2 separate regions of the Homo sapiens genome follow, and region 1 is linked to region 2. Evidence: chromatin loops called from intact Hi-C (ENCODE). Cell type or tissue: PC-9. All regions are shown on one strand. Each heading gives the region's core, and the rest is flanking DNA. Links, peaks and the distances in the headings are about the cores only.

Region 1 (15,557 bases), core at 3,488-11,487, 60 kb before region 2:
TGAGAGAGGTACAGGGAAGTCACTTCAACCATCTTTAGAAAAGCAAATAATCTTTAGGCCCTGAACACAGTGTTCCCAAACAAAAAAGGGCTATATATATTTGTAGTTATATATATGAACCCTGAAGAAAATGAGGTGATGATGAGAAAGTATGCAGTTATCCTAATTGTCCCAGGAATAAGGGGGTAGAAAGAACCTATTTTCAGGATCAAAAATAAATAAATAAGCTACTTGACTTTTAGTGGTATGAATTCTTAGAAAGGAAAAAACAGATGAGGAATTTCAGGTCTGCAGGGCATAAATGCTTGGTTTAATCCTGATAGTATACTCCTGCAGCAGTTGTCGTCTCAGAGAATGACTTTATATGAGATCAAAAGACCCATGCTTTTAGCCTAGGCATCCTTCACTCCACTGGACTTGTGCTGAGGATATGGACCTTGCAGCCTTTAAGATCCATAGCAACAGGTCTGTGGTCTATCAGCATCTTTTGTGGACTCTGTAGGTCCAGTTGTCAACAGTGTCACCAAGCGGCAGCAAGAAGCAAAAGCAATAGCAGACTGATCAGACCCCAGGCTCTTCACTCTTGGGTGTTCAAGTCAGAGTGTTGACCTTCTGTTGGATTGTGCAAGCCTTTGGAGTTTGAGAAAACTCAGAAACATGAAAAACTGCAAGTGGGAGATAACTGAATGTTGGGCTAATCTAATGTGTATGGGCTTGAGCTCGTTTTCTCTGGGATTAAAAAAAGGAAGTAGATTCTCCCCTTGGGCCAATTGTGTGGATCAATTATTATCAATATCTATCATGCTTCTCTAATTTTCCATCACCTTGAGTGTTCCTCTTTCTCCTTTTCTTACAAATAACTCAAGTGTCACTCTCCCAGGAAGTCTTCCCTGCCTCATCAAGACTGAAATATCCCCTTAGCACCCTAAGCAAACACCTGTGTTACCCCCACCCCTCCCCACAGTCCCCCATCCCACCAAACCATGATCTCTTCTTCACATTGCAACTTGAATTGCCTAATTTAAATGTCTGATTTTCTCATCTCCACCAAACTGTGAATTGTATAAAACAAGGATTACATGTCATTTACTGTTGTGTTTCTACTACCTAGGATGTACTTAATAAATACTAATAATAAGAGAATGAAGCTCTCTGATTAGAAAATAGAAATATCCATGCCAAATTTTAGGCTCAAAGACCACAACCCATAATGACTAGATTACTAGTCCTTGGAATTAAATAAGTAAAAGATCACAATTTGACCAAGGTCATTAGGGAATTTTGTGTTTAGAGAAAGATAAGGGCTAATGATGAAGTCTTGGGAGCTCTCATTCCCTGATGAAATTACCGTGTCCTCAAACACTCACCAAGAGGAAGGAGAGGACCCCTAATGTGTCCCTAGAAAAATGGGCAGGGAAATATTCCAGAGTGCAGAGTTGGAGGCTGACGGGGCTTGTCCAAGGAACTTACTCCACTGCCGGTAAGAAACCCTGTTTTTCTTTCCGGGAGAAGATGGTGTGTGCTTTGGATCACTGACCCCTTGGGATTGCTTCCCATTCTTTCTCTTTTTCAAATGAAAGGCTTTATCGCAGTTATCTTTTTTTTCAGGCAGGGTCCAATCAAGAAAACAGAAACCATGTTTCAACAGAGATAATATGATGCAATGCATAAACTAAACAGGTGTTGGTAAACTAAAAAGCAAACAGTAACACAGAAACAGTAATTGCAGAAAGTAAGGACTGGAGGAGAAAGGAAGAGATGGTAGTTAAGCTCAGAGCATGTTGCTGGGCAGCTGGACTCAGACTTCTGAGGACAGAGCTTGTGTAGACCCTTCAGAAACTCAGAGGAAAGACCTCCCATAGCTGAGCCTCTGACCCGTGGAGAAGGAGTGCCATTAATGTGGTGCCTGGGGAAGCTTCCCCATCGAGTTGGAACCCAGATCTGTGAGATGTGAATGGGGAGTGCTTCCTGGCTGTACTGGAACTGCTGAGAGGATTCCATGAGGCTGATTCTGGAAATGCTAAAAGAAGCACAAAATAATGCCCCCAAAATCCCCTAGAATCCAACTACCTATGCTGCGAAGGGCCAATTCTGGGGGATTCTGCAGAAATAGGAGGGAGCAAACCTTTTCTCCGCACTCCTCTTTCCCAATCTCTAGTACCCTTTATGGGCAGAAACCACCTGCCAAAAAAGAAATGTGCTTCACAGGGTCCCAGACCCAGCATCACAGAGCAGAGCACAGAATGGTGAATTGGAGAAAGAGGCAAGAGTGTAACAAGCAGGACTGTTCAACTCTTTGTTTACTCACACTGACTCACCCCCTTCTACATGTGTTTGAACTTTTATAAAGCAATAACATCAGGATACAACCATCCTTCATAAAATGAAAACTCTGTCATCCTCTTCTCACAAAGGGAAGATACCAAGTCCCAATAGTTAACATATCCATCCTGAGCAACAGGCACAGTATCCATCTCTGTGTGGGGTTAACTAGTCTTATAATCCAGTCACAGTCCCACCTGAATATTCTGTGACCTAAACACTAATCTTTAAAATAATTCAACTGTACAATAACGCTTACATAAAATATTGGTAAAGGAAACTGGAGAAAATAGCACAGATAACACACAACACAATACGCAAGACAGAAAATATGCATGTCTGCTACAGTCCTTGTTTCTGTAAGTGGTCAGGATGTCATAGTAGGTAAGCGTTTATAATTTCTATCTCCATTCTCCGTCCCATGTTTTCTTTTCATTCAGCATCTCAGCTAATTTTGCTCTTTACCTGCTGGGATGACACAGACCTTCAATCTATACTGGTCCTGCCTTCTCTTGGTTGCTATCATTTTTCCATTAACTTTTGCTACTGGGAATGGAAGCACAAAAAGGCGCCCTCAGAATCCCCGAGAATCCAGCCATAATTCTTGTCCCCACTGTGAAGCAGCAATCCAACTTCTTCTTGATCGTCAAGATTAATCACCCAAGCAAACAGTAAGATCCTTTTTTAAATTTAATTTAATTTTATTATTATACTTTAAGTTCTAGGGTACATGTGCACAACGTGCAGGTTTGTTACTTATGTATACATGTGCCATGTTGGTGTGCTGCACCCATTAACTCGTTATTTACATTAGGTATATCTCCTAATGCTATCCCTCCCCCCTGCCCCCATCCCACGACAGGTCCTGGTGTGTGATGTTCCCCTTCCTGTGTCCAAGTGTTCTCATTGTTCAGTTCCCACCTCTGAGTGAGAACATGCGGTGTTTGGTTTTCTGTGCTTGCGATAGTTTGCTGAGAATGATGGTTTCCAGCTTCATCCATGTCCCTACAAAGGAAACAAACTCATCCTTTTTTATTGCTGCATAGTATTCCATTGTGTATATGTGCCACATTTTCTTAATCCAGTCTATCATTGATGGGCACTTGGGTTGGTTCCAAGTCTTTGCTATTGTGAATAGTGCCGCAATAAACATACGTGTGCATGTGTCTTTATAGCAGCATGATTTACAATCCTTTGGGTATATATCCAGTAATGGGATGGCTGGGTCAAATGGTATTTCTAGTTCTAGGTCCATGAAGAATCACCACACTGTCTTCCACAATGGTTGAACTAGTTTACAGTCCCACCAACCGTGTAAAAGCGTTCCTATTTCTCCACATCCTCTCCAGCACCTGTTGTTTCCTGATTTTTTAATGATTGCCACTCTAACTGGTGTGAGATGGTATCTCATTGTGGTTTTGATTTGCATTTCTGTGATGGTCAGTGATGAGGAGCAGTTTTTCATGTGTCTGTTGGCTGCATAAATGTCTTCTTTTGAGAAGTGTCTGTTCATATCCTTCACCCACTTTTTGATGGGGTTGTTTGATTTTTTCTTGTAAATTTGTTTAAATTCTTTGTCGATTCTGGATATTAGCCCTTTGTCAGATGGGTAGATTGCAAAAATTTTCTCCCATTCTGTAGGCTGCCTGTTCACTCTGATGGTAGTTTCTTCTGCTGTGCAGAAGCTCTTTAGTTTAATTAGATCTCATTTGTCAGTTTTGGCTTTTGTTGCCATTGCTTTTGGTGTTTTAGACATGAAGTCCTTGCCCATGTCTATGTCCTGAATGGTATTGCCTAGGTTTTCTTTTAGAGTTTTTATGGTTTTAGGTCTAACATTTAAGTCTTTAATCCATCTTGAATTAATTTTTGTAAAAGGTGTAAGGAAGGGATCATTTTAGTAGCATGAAGACCCCAAAATGGTCAGTGGCACCATCAAAATAAGGAGGTAGTGATAGCATAAACCAGATTTGTTTGACAAGTTCTCAAGATTGGTTCTTGGGCTATTCCTTGGAATTTACCAGGAATAAAAGTTAAGATTTGTTTCAAGACATAAGGAGGAGGAAAAGAGAAAACTACAATGGGAAGTAAGAGTGACAGAACGGCACACCCTTTTTTACTGGGTAATATACCCTAGACCAAAGCAGCAGTTCTGAAAATATTTGAAGTTTTGGAAACTGGAAGCACAATTTCTTGCTGAACTTGAGTCCCAATGCTTTGGATAAAACTAGACAAAATCTGGAACATAATGGAGGCACAGTTTCATCTATATTTAGCACACCTATATTTAGTTTTATTTTATGGAATATCAAGAACTGGCTTAGAAATATTTGTGAAGAAGGCATTTCCCTAAATTCTTCACTTCAGTTTTCATTGTTAGAACCTCCTCAATGTCTTATAACTTCCCTCAGTACAATTATGGCCAGGTTTATCATCACTGCCTGGGAAACCCCAAAAATCAGAGCTTACACAACCTGCCTATAATATACTTGTCATTTAAGCTCACTCTAAAACGCAACCTCTCAGCTCTCTCATTTGCTCAGTTGATAAATGTATCCACACTAATTAAAAGGGATGTAGGAGCTGCAGCAGTGTGATTAATATACTGGCTTGCACAGATAAACATGGTGTTTATAATAGTCAAAAGTAAATTCATTCTGGAAGACAATGAGGCGAACAATTTAGTGAAGCATTAAACTCAGGCACAGTGATTTTGGAACCAGATAACTCATATAAAACATATTCTATATTTTATAGAATATAAATAATGAAATGTATTTTTTCTTTCTTGGGAACTATTGTTATATCTTGAATGCTTTTAGGCATTCTTCCAGAAGTCAAACAAAAAAGGAGAAATTGTTTACTTGAAACTTCTAAGAAGTAAAGAAGGTGATAACTTACACAGGTCATCTCTGAGCTTAAATTGTGCGATGCTAAGAACAAAGAAATCAGAAGGGTTAAGATTCCTATGTGTTTTCACTTCCTCACTTAGCCCATTTTCTGTCCCAGTTTTTCAGTCCTCTGTTGTTCCTGTTCTTTCATGAGCATCAATGTGTGTTCAAAGTAAAAATTGAATGCTTAAATACTGCAGTAAAGGGAAATTAGAAAATCTTAAGTTAGTTTCAGTTTTAGATTTTAAGGCTGGATTCTAAATGCCAGTTTGTTTAAGCGATGCTTTTCCCTTTGTTTCTACATGTTGAAATAGGAAAGTTCTGTGGGAAATTGGCTTCCTGGTGTGAAATGCAAGACTTGAAGTTCAAAGATACTTGTGAAATCCAGTCCTTGTTTTGTTCATTAATTTCTATAAGCAAGCACAACTATTTAGCTAAACAATTCAAGACCTAACTGAACTGTTAAATGTATAAACAGCGGGACAACCATGGGAACTAATTGCCCTTCCCTGAGATGCAGCGACATTTGGGGAAAAGTCACCATATGCACATTTCAAAAGCTGCAGGTGCAACCACATGGAAAGGTTAGGTCAGTTATGGAATTGAAAGTATACTGAAAATATAAACTAACATGAACTAGGAAAAAAAGACCTCATGAAGAGGAAGAAAAATGAGAGGTGGGTGGATTCAGACCCTTGTAAAGACTTCCTGTCAATAGTCCTGGTTTCTCAGGGAAGTCTCATTATGTGGCCTTCATTAGGTGAGTTTGAAAGAGGTTAGGGAGGAAGGGGCTGAGCCAAATAGGGAAGCAGTAGGGTATCCCTTCTCATCTGTCTGTGCCCCACAAGGTTGTTGATTGCTGAAATGGGCAGAGCAGCCTGCCTGTCACATGTGGCATAATGAAATTCCTGCCCACGTCTGTTGTGAGCTCTCTCCTTTGAAGCTGGGCTCTGTTACGGCTGCTCCAAATGAAACATGTACCAAAGTGACCCATGGACAGGGAGAACTGTGGTTTCCATAGAGCTGGCATTTGTTCAACAATGTATAGTATAAGCCTGAATAATAACCGAGGCAGTTTAGAAGGGAAGAGGGCAAAGGCAAAAACAATAATAAAAACCTTAGAAAAAAGTACAGTGGATTCCTGCAGTTGCTTTAATCTCCCCAGTATAACAATATTTATGGAAATATACTATCAACACTGAGAAAGAAATATACACACACATGCATATATACTAAAACACACACCCATAACCACCCATATAGTAATAATTAAAAGGCAGTGACTTGAGTCTCCTTACCTTTCTGAACATCTGTCATGTTTTGGCAGATCATCAAAGCTCCCAGGAACATGGTAACTGACTAGTAAGCCGATGCTCTCTTCACTACCCAGTCTAAATGTGCGTTTCTCTCTGGTACTGTTCCCAAATGGTGGTTCTTTCTTACCCACTGTAAGGCCCCTTTTTCCTGCAGTGTGCATTTATTCTTTACCCTACAAGAAAACAGAATGTGACCAGATGGTTGTTACTAGGAAAGAATTATCCTGAAAAGAAACTAGATGCCAGTTTCTGATTCTTAATTCTCACTCTGTAACTTATGGGTTAAAGGCCCTGAATTTTAAGCTTCATTCTTTTTGGAGGGATAAGTGTGACCACGAGTTCTCCTTTTCTCCAAAGACGAGTGTATAGCTCCTTCATAGAATGTTCTGAAATGCCTGGAGGAACTGGGTCAGCTCTGCAAACAGTACTTACTATCCTTTCACTCTGCAGAAAGCCTGACCTTAACAATTCCACATCTATCCAAATATAAAGAACAAAAGGTAGTGACTCGGCCCCTCTCTCTTATCCCTTCCCCCTCTGCACTCGTGTTTCCTGCATTTAATAAAGGCAGCAGCTAAAATTTAATAGGAATTGGATAACCATGAAGCCATCTCCTGGAGTTACATAGCATGTTTTGTATTATAGTGTTAGGATTAAGGAAGGAAGAAGGCTAAATCTGCCTCTTGCTTCAAAAACTGGTTTCTTGACATCAGATTGACATGGATGGTGAGTGAAATACAGGATGAAGCCAAATAGTGTGTGTGTATGTGTGTGTTGGTGAGTGTGTGTTGAGGTCAGGTTGAAGAGTTGCAAAGTAAAAGTCAGTACATATGATTTTTGTTATTGTGGCAAGTTATTGCTCTAACTGATGTTTCACTGAGTCATCTAAATGTGCATAGAGTAACCGCCTTAAATACAGAATGTATTCCAGTAAAAGTGCTATAGCAAAGCTCCTTGGCTTTTTTCAAATAAGGTGTTTTCAAGCTGACATGCTGTTCATTGGGTTTGATGGTGCACACAGGAGATCTGTGTGTTCCCAAATACACCAACCTTCTTAACCATCACTAGACTGAGGCTAGTTCCTATGGGAAATATAAACTTCTTTGTTTTCAAAAAAACATATGGGCCAAATTAGAAAGTAAATAAATGAATACCTCTCAAGAATCCATGATAACACTTGCCGAGCAGTGGGTCAGGCCAGATTTAATCTAAAATCTTTCTGCTGCGTGTAAATGATTATGTCATAGCATTTGTCTTTAATTACTCACCTCTTTCCAAAGGCTTGACTCATAATGCGTTTCTCAGTTAACCACAAACACTTGTACTACAAGATTTGTCATATAGATTCACTCACTCCCTATACCCACCCCTTCTTCTTTCCCCTTCGCTACAACATTGTTAAGTCGTAGCTCCTGAAAAAGAAATTTTGAGACATTGTCTAAACCACCCCTTCCCTGATGTTTTGAAAATTTCCATGCAAAGAAAAATGGCACCGTCCCTTTCTTGACTCATGAAGACCACTATAGTAGACTTAATAGTAGTGGGAAATAGCAATACTCTATCATCATGGTTTTACACTTATATGACTTTGTTCCTCTGAGAATTTCTAAGAGTTTCAAAACATATGAAAAGAATAAAGACAATGGGTTGTAGCTTGTAAATGAGTACAAGTCAATTAAGCACCCACATACATATTTTTTCCTTCATCACTTCACTTCTCACCTCACCTTCCCCTGTGAGAAACAGAATGAATTCTGATTTAATTGAGTGAATTAAATCAGTCATGTCCTCAGCCCACTTAGCACATATTGTTAATCCACTCAGTTTTAGCAGAGGTGTTGGCTCTCATTGGTGATTGTTTCCATATCTTCTGACCAATCCTGTAAGAAGTTTGGGATTATAGAATTTGGGGGAAATATAAGAAATGACACAATCCTAAAGGTATGTCCATCCAGGATTGGTGTTATTTGTAGGTAAAGTAGGAATCACCTAAATGATGCAATTTGGGAGGTTTAAAGGATTTTCATCTCAGCTTACTACAACCTCCACCTCCTGGGTTCAAGTGATTCTCCCTGCCTCAGCCTCCCGAGTAGCTGGGATTACAGGCACCCACCACTATGCCCTGCTAATTTTTGTATTTATAGTAGAGGCGGGGTTTCACCATGTTAGCCAGGCTGGTCTCAAACTCCTGACCTCAGGTGACCCGCCTGCCTCGGCCTCTCAAAATATTGGGATTACAGGGGTGAGCCACCACGCCCAGCCTTAAAGGCTTTTTGACTCCCAAATCTTGATCCTACTAACCTGAAATTTCCATTTTGTTAGTTCGTGAGGGTTTTTTGTTTTTGGTGGGTGGGGGGTTGGGGGGTGGGGGGGCATTGAATGAAAAGGTCTCTAAACAGCCACAAGAATTTTCTTAAGGTTAGAATGAAAATTGCAATACTGGCAGGGCTTAATGTCATATTAGTTTGTGCCTCCAGGAAGGAGGTGGAAAGATGGCTGGGACCCTGAATCTTCATTCTGTATCTGTTGTCTATTATAATTCCAGTGGAGGTTATTACTATATAGGACATGATCCCCAATTCCCTTCTGGGATTCTTGACTCGGGGTAGTGGCCTAAGGCCCCGTATCAACAAGAAAATTCCTTCTACCTATTTGATTCAAATTAGATTAAGTAGCCTCCTTGGCGCCTTTCCTGTAGTGTGGACCCTAGTAACTTAAATCCTGAAGTCTTATCAATTTGACAGTGAGAAGCTAAAGAAAGAGGAGCCTTTTAAAAAGTGTCAAGGGGAAAAAGTGTCTCTTGCTCCCCCTAAGCCTCTCATTCCATGTCTGTTTTCCTCTGGATACCAAACAGGTTGCGGCATGGGATTGCATCAGCCTATGGGGAAGAAAAAGAAGAAAATAGACAATCTGCACAGAATATGTAAAAGGAGAACCAAAGCCCAAAGAGAAAAATGCTGAGAAGTCGCCAGCAAAGAAAGCACAGTAAACAACAGCAGGGGCCGGGCGCAGTGGCTCACGCCTGTAATCCCAACTACTCAGGAGGCTGAGGCGGGGGAATCGCTTGAACCCATTAGGCGGAGATGGCAGTGAGCCAAGATAGCACCACTGCACACCACCTCATGACAGAGCTAGACCCCGTCTCAAAAAACAAAAACAAACAAACAAAAAAACAGCAGGAGGCAGAGGAGTTTTCCATAATCGTACACCTTCTACTGATGTGCTCTCCATTAGCCAGCCTTGACTTCACCAACATCACTGCTTCTCCTCCTCAGGGCTGGGTGGAATGGGGTTATGGTGGAGAGCTGCAGAAAAGCTTTAGCCACCCCCAGCTGTTAGAGGGTGCAGCACAACTCGCTTTAATTGCTCATGTATTCTACTGGCCCAAGCAGTCTGCAAGGCTGAGAGTGAGTTGAAGAACACTGACTAGGCAAATGAAGACAAGAAGAATTTGAAATGGCGAGGCAATTGAGGTCCTGAAGAAATGAAGCACATGAAGATGGGGGAGCAGCTCAGAACATCAGGAGGCAGTAATGGGATACTGGGTGCTTGGAGGGGAACGAGAGGTAGTGGCAGTGGATTTCATCTGATCAGCAATTTTATTTGACTTAGTGTGACAAATGGACCAAACAAAGAAACTATTCTGTTGTTGATGATCCCTATAATCATTCCCTAGGAATAGTGTGATATAGTTTGGCTGTGTCCCCACTGAAATCTCATCTTGAACTGTAGCTCCCACAATTCCCACATGGGAGGTAATTGAATAATGGGGTCAGTTTTCCCCATACTATTCTCTTAGTAGTAAATACGTCTCTTGAGATCTGATGGTTTTATAAGGGGAAACCCCTTTCACTTGGTTCTCATTCTCTCTTTGCCTGCCACCATGTAAGATGTGCCTTTCATCTTCCACCATGATTTTGAGACCTCCCCAGCCACGTGAAACTGAGTCCATTAAACCTCTTTCCTTTATAAATTACCCAGTCTTGGGTATGTCTTTATCAGCAACATTGAAAATGGACTAATACATAGGAAAATTGATTTTTAAACTAAAAACTGTTCTTTCAAGACGAGAATATTTATCCTATACTTCCTGCTGTCTGTATCTAAAGGTTTGCTTACACATGTCATGTTTTGCCCCAAATGTCCTTACTTCTCTAACCCAGACCAACTTGAACTTTTTCTGTATATTTCCTTGTTCAACTGAGGAAACATACCTCTTGTTGGCTTCTTTCTTACATGAAAACTGAGCTCCAGTTTCTGACATCTGGGTTGGCGATACTTCCGGTTTCTCACTCATGCACATCTCTCTGATCCAGTTTTCTTGGCACTTTTTCTTTCTGACTAGGAAAAATTTCCTAAGCTGTTCTTGCAGTTACCATGCCTTCCTAGGTGATGTACCCTTCGTGAATGATTTTCTTTCTACATGATAGTAAGCCTTCAGTCTAGACCTGGTTGTTCTACATTCTGATCTAAGATTCAATAGAATTCCCTTCTCTTTGTGCCCACCATTATCCTACACACCAGAAGAATTGTCAATTTCTTTTCATTAATACTGGCCAGTTGTGGATTTTTTCTTTTGTCTGATAGAGTCATCATTCAGATCATAACTGATATCTCACACATTTTCTTTGATACTTGATATAGAAATAAATTATCATATACACACGCTCACAAATGGAACCACCCTTACCTTGGGGCACAATATCTATATAAATAAGCCACATTAATAAACCTCAATCAAAATTATATACAGTATCTATATCAATAAGCCAGAAACCTCAACCAAAATTATAAAATTACACTTGTACTACTAGTGCTAATGTCATCATTTGCCAACACAAAAAGTACTTTTGTTGCAATTATTTTCTTCTTTCCACCATTCTAAGTTTGAATACCTGGGATTGACTAAAATTGCAAAACTAGTTCTATGTTTAATGTTTTTATTCATGAATAAGTGTCTTGTTTTCTATCCTTATTAACTTTTTTTCTTGCTAATAATGAATTTATTTTATTTCTTATACCACAGGGGTTTTCATAAGTAACTTTCAATCCTTTTTGGAGCAAAGCAGAAGTTATTTGGTAAATTTATTAATGTAAATATTCTTTTATTCTCTTTTTTTTCTGTTCCTTCTCCATTTTTGTAGTTCAACACTTTTCAAATTAGTCTTAATTATTTGATCTGACCATTGCCATAACCTGTAATTGGATAAAAATGTCTAAGTACTGGTCTCGGTTTGACACTTAGAAGCAGTAACCTCAGAATGTTCCTTAACTCTACTTAATGAAAAGAGAACTGTCCTTATAATGAGGACAAAGGGATAAATAAATAAAATCATAAATATGAAAAGTCTTAACATGATACCTGAATCATACTGTATCCTTAATAAATGCTCTTTGATTCGTGAATTATAAAATATGATTTTTTCCATCCTGACCTAATATTTGTCATACGTTTAGCAATGACAATCATGCCTTACAGTGTAAGATTCTTGGGAACCTTCTTTCTGGCTTAAACATTTCACCAGGGTCCCAACTGTGAAGTCATTAATCAAATAGGTATGCAAAAAATTTTAGATGTGGACAAATCCTTTCCTTCTTGAGTAAATGAAGCATTCTAAATAGCCGTGTCTATTTTGTCTTTTTATTATGCATTTCAAAGAAGGCATGAGTGGGTTTTCTCTGGAATGCCCGGTGAGCCTTCATTGCTGAAATTGGGGTGATACCCATTTTTCTCCAACCAACTCTGACAATGCTTAATGGGAGTGAGAGGAAGTGATTGGTCTTAAGAGGAAATGCAATGAACAATTTTCTTTCTCTCGGTCAGCTATGACAGCATATAGAAAGAACTTGAGTTTCAAAGGCTGTGACTGCTGCAGGAAACTCTAGAACCTGTGGCGTTCAAGTAGGATAACTGTCTCCCTCCAAAGCATTTTGGTAATCTCCTCCTCGCCCCCACCCCCTCTGATTTATGACTGTATCTTTTGACCTTCTTTCTTTCTTCATAAAAAGCACTAAGTTGCCATTTATATAGCAGAGGACAGCAGATAAATGTTAAAATTTACTGTAGATCCTCACTGGGGAATGGGCTTACAGATCTCTCAGGCACCAAGTGTCACAAAAGCATGTGAGTTTTGATATCCTTCAGTCATGTGAGGAGTAATCATAAAAGGACAAAGTCCTAAAAAAAATTAAACTTTCCATAGACAGAGCATAGCTGCATTTTAAGTAACCACTTTAAAGAAATGACTGCTGTTTTGGCAAAAGCTAGTAAGCCACAGAAAATTAATTTCATGTTTCATTGACATTACTTTCAGGAATTTCATGTTGACATAACCTATAGAATAAGGGTGAGATACTGCAGACAATATATTTAATGCTGCTCTACAAGCAAAAAATATTTTAAATCCAAACAGAGACTCAGCTTTATGAAATAATCATCTTCTGTGTGACAATGAATGAAACTGTAATTTTCACATTAATTGTCTAGATGCTAATTGCTTCTAGAGCAAAAGTTTAAATCAAATTGTGAGCTCTTTTTAAGGCCTCTGTGTTGAACCTAAGTTACATTTCAAACTAATTCTTATTTTGTCTTCCATGTAGATAGCAATGCTTTTATATGATTGATATATTAAAAATATCAACTAATGTCTGATTCAATTGTATGCTAAGCTAAAAAGAAGGCACCTATAAACACGTACTTCTAAATACATTCAACAAAATAATTGCTTTTATCCAAATCAAAATGTTTTCACTTACTCCACAGTTGAGAGAGAGGGAGATTATTGGCTTTGACCAGCAATATGCATGTTTGTCTCATAAAAGCTGTATGTCCTCATTCTTTGCGTTCGCATCTGTCACCATGAATCTGTGATCCACCTGCTGAGAAGACTATTGATTGACTGTTGTTTGACCAAGGCTCTCTTTGGGTCTGAGGTAACAAGCCTTGTTTATATAATGCACAGTTTCTGTTTCTACCTCTTGGCTTTGAAATCTGCTCAAAGTCACATATTAGCAACTGGCAGAAATCTGGCTAGTATTCCTGCTGTTGTAAAGGCTTCTCAGCTAGTTTCTATCATGTAAAGGTATGATTCAACACATCTATTAAATGTTCTTCTCATCCTTCTGGCTTGTCATTTGTGCTCTTGCCAGTATACCGTAAAGCTGGGAATTCACTGAGTCTGGCAGATTTGAAAAACACTTGGTAATATAGATATCTCAGGCATTGGCTAGGTGGTTAGATCTCTTTGATTTTATGACTCCCAGATTTCATCATGACAACCATTGCTTGAAGTCACAGAAAAACTTTCCTGTTGTGATTTAGTATTGCCACGTGTATTAGACAATTATTACCACAATAATGTCGCATAATAAGCCATTCCAAACTCAGTAGCTTAAAACAACAATTACTCTCATTCACACATCTGCAGATTAGGTGGAGGTTGGCTGATCCAGGTTGGTCTTCACTAAGCAATGCTCCGTTTTTGTGTTAAAACTGGGTCCACTTTATATATTTCTCATCTTCTTTGGACTGGTGGACCAGCCAGGACTTAACTCATGGTAATAGCAGAAGCATAAGAGAGGAAATGAAAACAAACAATGCTAATGCCTATTTGCCAAACTGGCAACTGTCATTTATGCACACATGCCGTTGCCAAAGCAAGAGTCTAAAGTCAAGGACAGATAAAGTACACTCCACTTCTAGTGGGAAGAACCACAAAGTCTTAAGGCCAAGGGCCGGACACAATGAGAGATTAGGTATTGGAGCCAACAATCCAATCTATCACACTGTCAAATGTCAAGTAGGGTGAAAAGCAGTCTGTAGCCGTAACTCAAGGAGCTGCTAGTGGTGCGTTGGAGAGGTACAATTTTGTGGGTAATGAAGAAGGCCACACAACATCTTTCCCTTGACTTTTACCTGCACCTTGCTATCATGTGAGAGTCTCACCGCTTCTGGGGCATTACTAAGGGATTTCACAGTGGAATTCTGAATCTTTGTTAATTAATGCTAGGTTGCATAGAATGCTAATAGTTACTATTTGTGGTAACACTAGCCCGAGGTTCACTAAGATGGAAAAGGAAGAATTTTACAGAGATTTGTAAATTTGTGTAAGGAAAAGACTGAAGCAGAAGTGATGTTGTGTCATTTCACACTTAGACTTTAAGAAAACTGGCAGCTTCTGCTCCCTCTTTCTTGAAACCCACCTACCATTCAAGCAGTCAGGTTACCCTGCTGGAGACACCACATGAAAAGACAAGGTGGAGCTGGGGATGTGGGATAAGGGAGAGGATACCTGGAGGATAATTGAAGAGCCCAGCCAACAGCAGGATCCTGGACCCCAGACACGTAACACTAGTTGAGTTGTTTTAGTCAACCCCTGTTTGTTCAAACCATCCCAGGTGAGTTGCCAGATATATGAGTGAAGAGACCATCTTGCCTTCTTCAGCCCCAGAAGATATCATATGAAGCAGAGATGAGTAATCCCTGCTGTGTTGCTTCTGACTTCCTGATCTACAGAATTCTGAAAAATAATGAAATTGTTACTGTTTTAAGCCACTAAGTTTTGGGGTAGTTTTATATGCAGCAATAGATCATTGAAACAACTTCTCATTGGAATTTCTCTAAAAGAATTCTTATTTGGCCTTTATCATTTTGCCATTTTGAGTCATTGTTTCTATGGAATATGGTACTTTTATTGCACAGAATATTGGTAAAAATGATGAAGAGAAGACTTATTTCTTATTACTGCATGAGTTTGGAGAAGAGTTAGTTTATTCTTTTGCAACTAAATGTTTTTTTTTAAAGCATAAAACCTATAGATAGATTATCTAAAGAAAGGGGTTCAATAAATTAATGTATTAGCTGATTTTCTGCCCCCCCCCCCCAAATTAAACCAGATGGAAGGATTACCACCTATCAGAGGCTCTGGGGGAGAATCCATTTCTTGTTTATTCAAGCTGTTGGCAGAATTCAGTACCTTGTGAGTATAGAAACTAGGTCCCAGTTTTCTAGCTGGCTGTAAACTAAGAGCTG
Region 2 (15,557 bases), core at 4,012-12,011:
TATTATTCAGCCTTCATCCAAAAGAAATTCTGACACATAATACAATATGGGTAAATGATGAAGACATTATTATGCTAAGTAAAATAAGCCAGTTACAAAAGGACAAATACTGTATGGTTTCACTTATACAAAGTATCTAGAGTACTCAAATTCTTGAAGCCAGAGACAAGAATGGCTGTTTCTAGGGACTAGAGAGAGTGAGGAATGGGGAGTTAGTGTTTAATGGGTATAGAGTTTCAGTTTGAGAAGATAAAAATCTTCTGGAGTTGGATGGTGGTGATGCTTGCACAACAATGTGAATGTATTTAATGTCACTGAACTAGATACTTAAAAATTGTTAAAATGGTCAATTTTATGTTACATTATTTATATTTTGTCACAGTAAAAAAGTATACTTGAACAATTTTTAAATGCCCCCACATACCTTTAGTTTATTTTTTTACAAAAGGACTCACCTGTAGAAATAAAAGCTGGAGATTGCCTCTTCTTTAATTAGTATTTGGCTGATTCTATATAATGGATACTTATCTAAAATATTTATTGTAAATCAAATTATTATAAATTACATTATTTAAGTAATAATTTTTCTTTTTATTTAAAGAAACTGCAAAGTTAAAATTTTAATGACCCGACTCTTACATCTTGTTCTCTATCACAAATTCGTAATTTTTCATATGAAGTTCCAAACTCAAAGACACCCAGCTTCCTAAAGGTGTAGGCCACAGATAGCCAAACATTTTCTATAAAGGGCCAGAGAGTAAATATTGTGGCTTTGCCATGTGGTCTCTGTCTGAACTAATTCAATTCTGCAACTGTAGCAACAAAGCAGAAATAGGCAATACATAAACTAATGGGGATGTCTATGTTCCAATAAAACTTCACTTTCAAAAACAGATGGTGAGGAGGATTTGGCCATAGGTTGCTGACCTCTGGTGTAGACCAAATGAGATCTCTGCTTCATGCAAAAAGGGTCCAAAACAGTTCTCAAGAAAAGTGTTAGCTGGATGAAGTCAGGAAGGACAAGTGTATTAGTCTGTTCTCACGCTGCTCATAAAGACATACCTGAGACAGGGGAATTCATAAAGGGAAAAGGTTTAATTGACTCACAGTTGAGCATGGCTGGGGAAGCCTCAGAAAAGCTACAGTCATGGCAGAAGGGGAAGCAAACACATCTTTCTTCACATGGTGGCATCAAGGAGAAGAGTGAGCAAAAGGGGAAAAGCCCCTTATAAAACCATCAGATCTCATTAGAACTCACTCACCATCATGAGAACACCATAAGGATAACCATCCCCATGATTAAATTACCTCCCACGACACATGGGGATTATGGGAACTACAATTCAAGATGAGATTTGGGTGAGGACACAGCCAAACCATATCAGCAAGGAAATTAAAAATTGTTATTCAAGCAAAGGTAGTGGAGGTGAGTAGGGATGGGAGTAAAAAGAAAATGGGGGTCAGGGGAGGTGGAGAGAAGGTTCTCCATCCGAGGAAGCTACATACTCAGAGACCCAGAGGCTAAATGATGAAGCCCACTGCTGCTCTTGGAAATCACTGAGGGCATAATGAGACATGGAGTGCTTTAGCATGAATATTTAAGAATATACACAAGGGCCTTTTGGTCAGCAGAGACCCAAAGGGTTATAAAGGCTGAGGGGAGGTGGAGGAGAGTAAAGATAGACAATAGACAATATATTTTTAATTGGAACTTTAATAGAGCTTTTGAGTTCTGAACTCATGCAGTAAGTAGTTTTGACAAGCCAATGCCCAGTAATCACTTTACCAAGGGGGAGAGCTTGTTCACCATTAAATGCTGATCTGTTAAAGGAAAACACAAATTCATAATTCATACTATTTCAATTTTTGCTTGGAGGCCAACTAGCAACATAGAATATATTTCATTTTAACATTTCTCTCTATATATATATTATGTATGTTTGTCCTATACTTTAAGTTTAACCGTAATATTTGCCAGTAAATCATAAGTATGTCTGCAACAAATGTCCTAAGGGGATTTTGGTGACTTCTGTTAACCTCTAATTCACTATTTTTCAAACTTTTGACCAACCATCAGCAATGTCATTGCTCCAACTTGGTTGCTGAGTAGCCTTAGGCAAAATGTAGGATACAAAGGCATAACCCAAGAATAATCTTTCATCCTTGGGGTCGAGGAGGGAAAGGTGGAAGCAGAACTCCTGGAACAGCACTGCTTCTGCCACCTCAGACCAGATGTACATTGTCCCAGTGTGGGAGAAGCAAACTGTCTCTTCACTTGCTTAAGTTATTCAATCACTTTTTGGCAAGACTTCAAGCAGTTTTTGCTGCAGTTAGCTCTAAAGGGGGCATAGAGTTTTTACTACTTTGAAATGACAAGCTTAAGGACATTCATGATAGGCTCAGGAGGGTCTCTGTTGGGTCTCAGGAAATGTCTCATCAAAGTCATTCTCAGGAGTTCCAGGACAGGACTGCATTTTTGGACCTAAATTATTTTGCCCTCTATGCAGTGATTTCTATGTCTTAGAAAGAAAAAATAATAATATTAATAATGGTGAGTGGGATGAGAAGTCCCTTTACATTCCATTTTATTATTCATTTGGACAGATAATTGTTTGAGACTACCTTAATGGAAGTGCATGCTATACAAGTAAGAAATTATTTCATACATGTCAGTTCTTTCAGGATGCTGTTGCTGTAATCACTCACTGAAAAGACCTATTGTTAATTTTTAAAGAAGCTTAAAGGAGAAGAAAACATGCCCACGGGCACAAGGTTCAGTGAGCAGTCATAATGTGGTGAAGAAGAGGCAGGAAGGAGGCCCAAAAGGCAGGAACTGGCTGGGGGCCATCCCAAAGGCCATGGCAGTAAAGGGTATATGTGGATGGACACCACGAACTGTACCAAACAATGCCAAAAATATTGTCTACCATACTTACTTCATCCTTACAGAAACTCTATGATATAGTTATCATCTTTAGCATCCTTTTATAAGGAGGAAATTAAAGCCCAGAGGAGTTAAATAATGTGTCAGTTGGGGTCTTGTGAGGAGAAGAATCTGAAACAGGCTTAGAACTGCAAGAGATTTATCGAATAAATGCCTGTGAAAACTAAAAGAAAGGGAGCAGGAGTCGTCAGGGAGAATCTTCAGACCATGGTGTGGGTGGGACGCTGTAAAAGGAGAGAGGGAAGGAAGGATGAATAGAAACAGCCCCAGACCACGGCACAGTTGGCGTAGCTTTACACAAGCCAATGGGAGTCCCCAAACAAACATGCTCATTGGAAGAGTCCTGGGGAGGGAGGGCTGTGTTGGCACCATTAGTCTTGTCATGTACAGTCATTGCTGGGAGCATCCCAAGGGAAGTGTGATCTTGACACCAGCCTGGTGCTGGATTCGAAGCTGTCAGCCAACTATGCCCTTGTGGCAGGTTTTCTTGGAGAAGGTCTAAGCAGGTATTTCCACAGATGCCGCTGTAACTTGCCTCGAAGGTGAAACTAGGATTTGATCATGGGCTGTCTGAGCATTGCACAATGGTCTGAAATCTTCCTTGATCTGGTTAAAGAAGTCAAAAGGCAATATAAATATCTTGATACCGTATTTGCTATATTTCAGGAGTTGGCAAACTTTTTATATAAAAGACCATAAAGTAAATATCTTACTCTTTGTGAGCATATGGGGTGTCTGTCACAAATACTCGGCCCTGTTGGTCCTAGTGAGAAAACAAATGGGAGAGGCTGTGTTCTAATAAAATTGTATTTATGCAAAAACAGGCACCAGGCTGAATTTGACCCAGGGGCCATAGTTTGCCAACCCTTGCTCTGTATGACAAGAAACAAATGTCAGATCAAAGAGGAAACAAAAGTAATAAACTGTAGAAGATGAAGACATGAGAACCCAGCATCAGCTCTGATATGGTTTAGCTGTGTCCCCACCCAAATCTCATCTTGAATTGTAGCTCCCATAATTCCCACGCATCATGAGAGGGACCGGGTGGGAGGTAAATGAATCATGGGGTGGGTTTTCGCATGCTGTTCCTGTGATAGTGAATAAGTCTCATGAGATCCGATGGTTTTATAAAGGGGGCACTCCTGCACATGCTCTCTTGCCTGCTGCCATGTAAGAAGTCCCTTTCCTCTTCCTCCATCTTTTGCCATGATTGTGAGCCCTCCCCAGCTGTGCGAAACTGTGAGTCCATTCAACCTTCTTCCTTTATAAATTACCCAGTCTCAAGTAGGTCTTTATTAGCAACATGAGAATGGACTAACACAAGCCCAATCAGCCCATTTTCTTCACAACAATTTCTTGGCTGTCATGTAGACTCACATAAGGTCTCTATTTTCTATCCAAGAGAAAACTCATATATACGCTCTTAGTGGGGACAAAATAGAAAATAGTTTCTTCACATTCCTGACACATTCTTTCCCTGGGCCAGGAAAATAGAGTGGGCCATAGGTGGCTTAGTGATATGGATTCTGCTGAGTCCTCACATTGGAATGACAGGGAGGGTTGCATGCAGAACACAAAATAGGAGAGTGCCCTTTTAAAGGCATTTGAGAAGGACTAAGAAGATTTATATCTGAAATTAATATTATGCATCATTCATTCATTCATTCATTCAAATACTAATGGAGTCCCACTTTAATCTTGATCATGTGCTGATACTAAAGATACAAAAAAGATTAAGTCATGGATTCAACACATGAAGAGGCCACAGTTCATCAGGGAAAAGACAACACAGTACAATACGAGCTATGGTACAGGAAATCACATGGTCTGTATGGATCTGTATGGATTGCCCTCTTCTAGGCAGCTCCCCACTCCTTTCTTCTCTGCTAGGAAAAGGTAAACAGATCTAGCCTGCACTGGCTTAGCTAGGAATGGATGTTTAGATGATCTTTCCTTTCTGACAAGAATACCTTACTGGCACATGAGGTGCCTATTGTCCAGGGTGTGTTGGTGCAAAAAAGAGACACAGTCAGGGAGGAAAGCAGTCTGAGTATATGAAGTCCACTTCACAATTTTGTATAAGGTTGCCCTCTCTGGATGAAGAATCTGACTCTACATCTCAGTGTTTCCTTCAAAATGAATACAAAGTTCTACAGAGTCAGGAAAGAACTGGAAAGTCTCAATCTGTGGCCACTCTTCATGGCAGGGAAAGCTAGACTCATGGTGAAGAAAAGCTTTTCCTCATTGCAAACTGCATTCCAAGTTGCCACTTTTTTTGTTGTTTGTTTGTTTTTTGAGATAGGGTCTTGCTCTGTCACCCAGGCTGGAATGCAGTGGCGCAATCTTGGCTCACTGCAAGCTCCACCTCCCGGGGTCACGTCATTCTCCTGCCTCAGCCTCCTGAGTAGCTGGGACTACAGGCGCCCACCACTGCGCCCGGCTAACCTTTTTTTGGATTTTCAGTAGAGACAGGGTTTCACCGTGTTAGCCAGGACGGTCTCGATCTCCTGACCTCGTGATCCACCAGCCTTGGCCTCCCAAAGTGCTGGAATTACAGGCATGAGCCACTGCACCCAGCCCAAGTTGCCACATATTTTTAAATACCCTTATACTTTAAAACTACCCACCATCTCATTCCACATAATGCTTAAATAAACCACCCAGGCAGAAAACCACATAAAAATTAAATTTCATTTTTAAAACATGATTTTTATAACTTGTATTTACGCCCAGCTACAAATCAGAGAAATAGAAAACATTTACATTAAAAAAAGTTTTGTTTTGTTTTTTTTTTCAAAAAATATGGCCAACTCCAAACAAAGATGGCATAAAAATGCCCACCTACTCGGTGCAATATTTTTTCTGTCCGGATCAGTTAATAGTTGCATCTATCTGATAGTATTATAAAAACATGAAATCAACAAATTATATGTAGATTTCTTAAATTATGTGTCTAGAAAAGTGATCTGGACTGTTCATGAAGTCAAAAACCAACAACAAAACAACAATAGCTGCTCACTACGTGGTTCCATGTAGACCTCATGTCAATTTCCAGACTATCATACTATTGTTTTCTAGTCTAGGAAAGTCTTGAATTACAGATCATTCCCACTAAAGCATATTCACTTGTCCTAAGAACATTTACTTCTTCACTTTATATTCTACTCAAAACTCAAGTCAGTCCCTTTGGTCCTAAGATATGAAAAGCACCAAATCCACAGATAGTTTGAGTTGATATTTCAAAGCTTTGAAAGTGAAATATAAGAAATTGTATTGGACTTGTGATAAATGAGAAATGTAGTGGCATATTTATGACACTTTAACTAATTGGGCTGGTCATTGTGCTTCCTGGCTCAGATGTATCACTGCACTACCACAGGTCAATATACTTCAGGTGGTGTTCTCAACTCAGAAATATGCACAGGCCACATCTCTGATGGAGCTCTTGGCAAATCACTTGAATTACATTCCCTAATATTCAACAGATGCCTATAACCCACATGGCAAACAGATACATTCAGTCAGTAGTTCACCATAACATTATATTGAAACAAATACAAGAACCCATGCATAATATTTAATAAAAACACAAAGAACTATAAATGGCATAACTCCAGAGTTCATTACTGCTCAAACTGTCTCAACTTTCATAGTAGCATATATTCCACTGACCAAATCAGTGTGTATTTATCGTGAGATTCTCTCTCTTTGGCAGAGAAAGCAAGTGGAATATTCAACGTGAGCTTGATTTAGAATAGATAGAGGCAGACAGACCTTGCAGCTTTGGACGTTACTGAAAAGAGAAGTGATTTATGATGTCATTTCTGTTTACATATAGTTCATTTTCTGTTAGGGCTATAGCATTTTCTTCAAGTAAAAAGGCTTCTTGGGATGGTATCTCACCACTCCCCTCCTCTTCCCAGCCAACCTTCCCCTCTCCTTCCCTACTGTTTTCCTCTCCTTCACAGCCCATATGTCTTATAAGACAAGTTTCACTTGAAAATGAACAAAACTCTGTGAAGAAGTGAGGTCAAAGTTAGAAATGCGAACATCCATTTTCATCTTTACCAGTGATTCCAAATTCTTGTGATTCATTTATGGGAAAAGGAAGAGCAGTAAAACAGATAGGGCAAAATAGAAAAATCTTCCTTAGACACCCATTATCCTAATGGCAAAGCTTCTAATGGGTAAAGGAAACTGTTGAGAGGTGATACTCTTGCCAGTTTTTAAAATTCTGTATTTGCACTGTAATTAACAAAGAATAACCACTTGCAGTTTCAATTATAGCAAATGCTCTTCTCCATCATGTCCCTCAAACTACATTTGAATGATACCTCTGTTGGCAATCAAGAAGCATTTGGGAGGCATTCCAGCAGTGGTTTTTAGGTGAAGATATTTGATCCCTCTGTTTATATATTCTTGTTTAGTGTAGAATCATCTCAGATCAAAGGTAATGTCAATTGATTGAATTAAAATGTATAGAATAAAATCCACAAATTAGGTCGGATGTCTGATTATGATCTTTGATCAAAAAAAGTACATGAAACACATTTTCTGAATATTTAAAGTGCTGTCAAGTATAGTATAATACCACATGTTGTAAGGAGTTTAATAAACACAAATCAGTCGAATTTATTTGTATTGTTTGATCTGTTTTATTGTCATAAAATATGTATGGAAATGACATATACAGAAGCAGCATTCCTAAATAACCTGGCATTGATAAAATAAGGAGAAATTCATCAAACAGAAATATATATAGCTCATCCAGAGACTACAGAGCATTCTGATATAATTACTGTGATTCTGTTTCATTGCCAACAAATGAGGAAAGAGACTGCGTAGTAATTCTCTACTCCCACATACTTTTGGTTGTACAACAGGTCCAAATAAGACTCTACGGATCTTGGATCGTCCAGACTATATGACTTGACTATTGGTGGGCTTTTTCTCCCAGTAATGTTCTGCAGGTGGTGGTGGGGGAGGTCAGTAAACCTATAAGTTGGCTGTAAATATGCCCTCCAGAGATCTGCTGGGGATTTTAAACATTTTAGATACAAGGCAGAATCAACTCATTTTGAAAAGAAAGCACTCTATGCCTGGAGAATACACCTTCCATTGGGCAAAGAAAAAAACTCTGCCAGAATCGAACTTCTATACCCAGGAATACCATGGCATGATTCCAATAGGTTCAGTTCTGAGATAGAGTGGAAGGCTAAACTCCAGGGCTGCTTCTTGCAGTTCCTCCAGCCCAATACCTTAGTCTGAATCCCAAAGCCACTCAAAAAATTGTTCAAAAGTTTGCAACAGATGGGTTCAAAATCTAATGCATTTAGAAATAGTTGGCCTATCCTTGAGGTATTTGAGCACAATATATGTGATAATATATGTCACTTTTAAAGCAGTGTTCCACTGTTATAGCACGAGTCCTCATTTTGGACTCTAAAAATAATTTTATATTATGTCTATATTTGTTAAGAAGCTTGTAGAAAAAAGTGTTTGGGGTAGACCAGTAGGGCAAGGGGAAGGGCAATAAAGAGGAAAGCTTCCCATATTCTGCATTAGTTTAATTTCTTTTTTCTCTTTGCAAGCTTTAAAAAGAAGGGGGAAAGGATGAAATTATTTGAAGGAACAAGAGGGTAAAGAAATAAAGATAAACAGAGTTAAGATGTAATTGCACGCTGTAATTTGCTAACAAAGAATTTTGTAGGTTGCCAACCTGTATAAATTACATACAGTTGGGAAAAGACTTCCAAGCAGAGAGAAATATAATTGCTTCATCTATTTTTTTTCTCAGTCAGTGTTTCTAACACTAACTCTATTGTATGACTGAACTGTACAAAATTACACTAGTTTCACAGATAGCCTTTGAAACACATTGTTGTAGGCCCTGAGACCTCCAAACTATCACCTGTGTGGTGAGAGCCCTCTAGTGGATGGGGGACTCCAAGCATGCAATGTCCGGAGCTTTGCCTGGAAAGGTGAAAAATTCAGTCATCTCACATTACCACTGGGCAACAGAGGGGAGACGGCAGAGCTTTCTGGGTGTATTTCTCTAGCTCAAATGTAAAATGGGAAGCCTACCTCCTCTGCCAGTTGCCATTTAACATTTCTATTCTTCCAGAGTGTTACACCCTTTCCTTGACATTCTGACAAATCTTTGGGTAGAACCAGTAAACAATGGCCTTTGGATTACTGTAGAGAAGAGAGGGTTCTGCATTAAGAGAAAGTGAACCATTATTCTAACACTATTCCGTCAGAAAACTAGCTGTATGACTGACTGATGGCTGATTTATCATAACCAATATATTTCCCTGAAATTTGAAGAGGAATTGGAGATTCCTCCTAAGTTGCCAGGAATTATTTAGAAATGTGTGGCCATATAGCCAGAGTTCTCCCAGTGGCTCTCTTCTCTTTCCTGGTTGTTGCTTTTTAGTCTCCTTTGTTAATTTCCCCCTATACTGGACCTTTAAACCTTGGATCAACTTGAGGCCTCTTCTCTTCTGACTTTGTACAATCTTAAGACATCTCAAGGATATATACTAATAAATGTTAAATTAAAAATTGTACCCAGATCTTCTTTCTTAGACTCTTCCTTTTAGATGTCTCATAAGAGCTTCAAGCTCAATAGAAACAGAAGTGAACTTAACCCAAATCTGCCCCCTTTCTTGTGTTTCTAATCAAAGCAAATGACAACCTACAAACACGACCATCTTTTTGAATTTTCCTCCTTCTTGGGACGCATAATCATCAAGTCAATAAATTCCACCTCTGATATTGCTTTCAAATTTATTCCCTCTATCTATTTTAACCATCATCACTAGCCTAACCCAAGCCATACAAACCAGTGCTATCACTTTCTAACAAATATTCCTGTATCTATCCCCTAATCCACTATTTTAACAATGCAGACCTGATCATACCATTTCTCTGCTTTAAATCTTTGATGACTGTTATGATAAATTTCCATATTCTTTTTATGGTCTCAAAATCCTGCATAATCTGGACACTGCTTATCTCTCCAGTCTCTCTTCCCCTTCTCCCCCACATGCTCCTCTGTCCAAATATAACATTTTACATTCTTTCCTGCCTTGGGGTCTTCATTCAGCTGCTCCTGCCTGGCATGCTCTCTGACTACACTTACCTACCTAATTATTAATGTTCATATTGCATTTTAAAGCTATAAGTCTCATTTTTGTTAAAATAAAATGTAGGTAGAAAAATTTTATATGTACATGTCCTTTAACTGAGCCATAATTAAAAGGAAAGAAATTAAACAAAGACTCTTGCCCAGAGAGGAAGCTGTCTCCCCTCACCTGTAACTGCTGTGTTTACACAGATGGTGTGCTCTGAAAAGCCTTGCTTTCAGTTGATAAGGAAACTAAAATTTAACCAAGACCTTTGATTAGCTGATTTATCAAGTTGAAGCCAGTTCCCCTTAAGATGAAATCTAATTCTTGCTCTGTATCCCATGTGGCAAGCTTCAGTTTTCTATAATTTTCGTTCATCCAACATAGAGATAATAACTCTCCTGAGGTCAAATTATTTTTACGAAGGTTGTCTTCAACACCTGAAATGTTGCTTTAAATTCTGAGTTTGGAAAAAATTCACAGATGCTTAGAATCATGAATCACTGGGATGTGATGGTGGGGAATATGTCTGTTGCTCTTCACTTTCATTTTAAATGACATTCCCACTCTTGGTTTTCTTTCTTTGTTCTTCTAACTGTCTAAATTACCTGTGAAAATTTATGAGTGGAAACAGAATGGTTTAATATGCTTCTTTCCCAGAAGTATTTGGTATTTACAGTTGAAAAATGACCTAGATTCGGTTCTAATTCACACACAGGTGATGCTTGCTATTTCTGTACTTTTCTCCATCAGCCTTAGCCTAAACACCACTACCTCATGAAAAGCTTTCCCAATACCTCTAGGCTGGATCAGGTGGTGTTATTATTATGTCCACAGCAAATGTTTTACCTCCTCCACTAATTACCCCATTAATTTCAGTCTTTCAGTTTATGAGCTCCATATCATGTCTACCTTGTCCATTTGCTCATGCCCTGCACATAGCACAGTGCCTTAGACATAGTAAGCATTCAGGAAATATTTGTTGAGTGAAAAAATTCAATGCTTCCTCATATGGAGAGTGTTTTCTTGGCAAGACCATGCAATCAGGGAAGAAAATTACTATTAAAAATACAGACTTTCTCAGAGATCCCAATGGCAGGATCTCTCTCTCTCTCCCTCTCTCTCATTTTAAGTCTCTCCATGTTTTGGTTTCATTCACGTTTCCTTGTACACTTATTCCTCTGCCTCCACGCATAAGTTACAGGTTGTTATTATAGCTCTGGAGTTTATGTGTTTTCAGTTCACAGGACTAGTAGAGTCTAATATTCCTTATCCAATTCCAAACTCTAAAAAGAGAGAGAGGACTGTCTATCACTGGGCAAAACTAGTGGGACACCTCTTTCAATCAGCTGTGACTGGAAGGGTTCGATTCTGTCAGCAAGATGTTTGTGTGGGTTGTGGGTGAGGCATTGAATACTGCAAATACCCCAAAAGTTGTCTACTACACCGTTTGTCTCCTTGAATGCTCTGGAACATAAGATCATAAATAAATAAATATCAGTAAAAACAAAAAAAGCACAAAATGTCATTGGCTTCCCTGCAGGTGTTGATGAACATTAAGGGAAAATCTAGGTTTTATAGAGATGTATTGACAAACATTTCTCTTTTCTCAAATAAGGAGTATGTTCATTATTACTTGATGAGACTACTCCTTTATTCAAAATATCTCTAATTTTTAATAGTTTTTCCTTAACTCATTATGTGGTTTGCAACTTCTTAATAGGATTGTGGACTAGAATACACAGCTACTCCACACCTGACATTTTTCTCTTCACATATCTATCCAGGAGAAAGAGTTTCTTTACACATTTAAAATATTATTTTCACTATTTAAGTAGGCCATAAATCTGATTTTAAATGCATTTGGTATAAAATGTATTCTCAAATGAAAGAATATGATTGAAAATATTGAATTTTATTCATTCTTTTTCATTCTGGCTCTATCTTTGTTAATAATTCAGACATGCAGGAAATATGTAAAGGTGAGATTTCAAGTCATTACTAACATGCATTTGTCAGACTTTTCCTGGAATAAATATAAAGTGGCTTATTTGATACATGTCTTTTCTAGTTTCAAAGATTCCATTGGATTTGCTGAAGCAAACACAAGAGTATGGGGAAGGCCTGAGTATGAGGAAATGGCCAGGAAAAGCATCTTAAACAAGGGTGGAGTTTGTTATTCAGACTGAAGTTTGTGCCTTCTCCATTGATAAGAGTTGTAGATGGAGATTTAAAGTTATATTTCTCTTCCTGGTGCAGAGAAGGAGACACCCTTACAAATGAAGATTGCCTTTATAAATGTAAATTGCCCCTTAAAAGGGGAAAATTTTACTCTTGTCTTCAGAGATTTTCCTGGGCTGGCTATTTGCCAAAGTAATCGGCTCAGAATAACCCTTATGCTAAAGCAGAATGTTTTGGGTTGTCATGTCCTGAACTTCATCATTAGCTAGATTAATACCAATGAAGAACTGTAATCTACCATGTATAACTGATGTTTGCCATCCATAGTCTCTCTGAGTCAGTTATATTAGGTTGGCGTGAAAGTAATTTCGGTTTTTGCCATTACTTTTAGTGGCAAAAATCGCAATTACTTTTGTGCCAACCTAATATATAATTATCAAGAATGGATGATAAAGGCAATATTTGCAATAAAATTAATAGCAATATTTTCCACTGTAGAAAGCCAGATTTGCATAGATTGAAAATTATTGAACTAGAAATTAGAAGACCTCAATATCTGTATACTTGTTTATCATTTGATTTTAGTTCATTCACTTAATGCTCCCGAATTGCCACTTTCTCATCAGTAAATTAGTATTGGATTGGACAATTTTTACATTTGGTTCTTGTTCTATGTGTCACAAAATGCTTTGTAGTCTCTAGGCTTCATTTTGTCTCCCATAAGCCTGGAAGCTAAACAGGAAAATACTGACTACACTGTGTAAATGACAGAAGTGGGGTTGAGGCTCAGAAAATGAAGCCTCCAAATATGGCGCTTTGACATGCTATACTAAACAAGCAGCCTCAAAGTCTCTCCCTGCCTTCCTATCTCTCTGATCCTTTTTCTTTTCCAGAGCACCAGGAGGGGCTCTCTCTGGAAGTTCCTTTATCAGACAGAGAAAACTTCTTCTAAAAGAAATGCAATTGTCTTAAAATCCCCTCTCTAAAAATCTCATTAAATAACCAAGGAAGATTAACTACCAGAGAAGAGAAGGGACTGGGAGTCATCATCACAACCAGACAGATTTTCCATCTATTCTTCTGAGGGCAGTTCCATAAGATTAGCTAGGGAATTGTATCTGCATAATATGACGACCTTTGCCGACAATGCAGTTCTATTCTTGCCCTTTCCATAATTTGTCCACAAGCTATTGTTTGTCCTTTGATCCCGTTCAGCATCAAGAGAATCATTTACAAACCTGTTAGGTCTTTTTGCTCATTTATTTACATCTCTGCATATTTCCCCTTCCCAATGAAGAGGGCATTTAAGCATTAACCATCTGGCCCTTTTCTTGAGTTTTTCATATTTATTTATATGACTTGCATGCATTATGCACCTTAATAAATTTGTTACCTTTTTATCTTTTTAGCTGTCTTTTGTTATAGGGGTGGCAACTTCATTGGCATTTTGAGAAGTTTAAGATCTCCCCAAACTGGCCTAAGACTTGCACTTATATTAACTTCTGCACCTCATTTTATAATGGGGAGAAAATGTATCACCCCTTTTCAATCTCTACAGTTCTTGTAACAAGAATGGGATGACTGAAACACCTGATGCATTCCAGAGCCTACAAATAAAGTCTTGGGACAACTGACAAAAAGCCAACAACAAAAGGTTAAAATCTTTTACCGAAGTCAGTTTTCTCAGCCCTCTACCTGCAGTGCCTGGTCAAGAATAAAAGGTAAAAATTTGTCTTTATTTCTTCCTTTCCAAATTCAGTTTGGCAAAAGCATATTATTTGCTTGGATTGTGACTCTTGTGTACATTTGTGGGTACCCATTTGCTATTGATCCTTTCTCCTCCATGGACTGCTATCGTTTTCCTGTTTGTCTCATTTTGTGACCTGAGAACTTGGCTCAGCTTGCCACCTGTCACAGGCATGCAGATTGTCAAGCCTGCATATGCAGACAGCCAAGCAAAAGGTTGTGGGGGACCATCATAAAAAGTTAAAATACAGACTGTTGCCATCTCTCAAGACATTGTCTAAATCTTCCTTGCTTTTAGTTGTCTTTGGAGGCTGTTTGATTCTGAGAAGATTGTGTCTTCACACCTCTTTGGAGACATCTCATGCATTTTTGGTTAACCAAAGGAGGCTTATTGGTTTTGGTTCTGAGTCAATTGGTAGATACATTTAGCTTGAAAAAAAAAAATTAAGCCAGGACTATTTTCTCTTTGTCTCACTGAAATCTGATAATGAGAGATTTGAGAAGATTTTTTTAAGAGTTCTGTGATAAAAAGTCAGCACAATAGGAACTGATATTCAAGCTATATATTTTTAAAGCCACTCTATTTCTTTCTGTTGAATTTTGTTTCTACTCTTGGGAACTCCTCAGTCTATTGAACTCTTTTTTCTCAAACCCCTACCAACTAGAACTTCACTGGCATTTTGGGAAGTTTAAGATCTCCCCAAACTGGCTTCTCTAAGACTTGCACTTTTATTAACTTCTGCACCTCTTTCCTTTTGACACATTTGATTGTCCATCCAGTTCTCTTTAATCATTGATATGTTCCCCATTCAAGCCTCTACCTCCTTCATTTGGTGGTCACTGGATATAAAATTACTAAGACAAAGCATCAGTGTTCTGGCTATCCCATAAAGGTACCTAGGGAGGCCTTCTAGCAGCACTGAAACCCCTTGAGAAACACAAAAAAAGCATCTCAGACTCCCCTGTTTGGGGTCATCTGTCTTCCTCAGGGAGCCCCAAGAGTCGTGAGTAGGTTCCTCTCAGGTCAGAGGTGCTGCTGTCTTTTACATTGAGATCCCTGATCGCTTTGTCTTTTGGGGATACCAAGAGTCACTTTATACTGTGAGCCAACACTTGATCCTCGATGTGCAGGAACTAATGAGTCACTGGCAAGAGCTGTAATTTTAAAGTAAATGACAGTGGTTGCAATGAAAGGTTATTACTACAGTAGGCAAAATCCAGCCTTCCATCCTCCTCATTTGTTTGTATATTTAAAATTTTAAGTCTCAGATTTCTGCTTGAGTCTAACAGAAACTGACAGTAAGTGGCAATTTGGTGTAAGAAAAGTCATTAGCTATGATGGGCAAGGGAATCTTGGAGCTGTAAACATGACCTGACTCTTGATAGGTGTCGTATGCGTACTTGGAAGCTATGGGAGCCCCACCTTGAGCTCAGCAATACAGTTAAGAAACAGATGTTAAAAGTCACCTAAATAAAATTAATCTCCAAAATAAGGCTTTATGATATTCAGCTGGTTATTTTAAACAGACTTCTTAATTTTCTTCTATCCTCATCCA

The links. A loop is a pair of places that touch in the nucleus more often than their neighbours do. Peaks named below come from ENCODE experiments on the same cell type or tissue, not always from the same donor. Only the 100,000 strongest peaks of a DNase experiment are listed, where the experiment ranks them.
Region 1: a loop joins it to region 2, with 2.1 times the contacts of the local background. A loop is called at or near these places in 5 of 110 quality-filtered maps.

Annotation. Positions count from the first base shown.
Region 1 is chr1:219,317,426-219,332,982 of GRCh38, forward strand. It overlaps a transcript of LYPLAL1 not described here. Among named protein-coding and RNA genes, the nearest start is that of LYPLAL1, 150 kb to the left of the region's middle. RefSeq lists a silencer at 13,322-13,616. In PC-9, for the core only: no CTCF peak of the experiment used is centred there; a DNase peak (open chromatin) is centred at 7,826; H3K27ac peaks cover 1,608 bases.
Region 2 is chr1:219,377,139-219,392,695 of GRCh38, forward strand. It overlaps a transcript of LYPLAL1 not described here. Among named protein-coding and RNA genes, the nearest start is that of LYPLAL1-AS1, 170 kb to the right of the region's middle. In PC-9, for the core only: a CTCF peak has its summit at 8,879 (motif pointing left); a DNase peak (open chromatin) is centred at 8,843.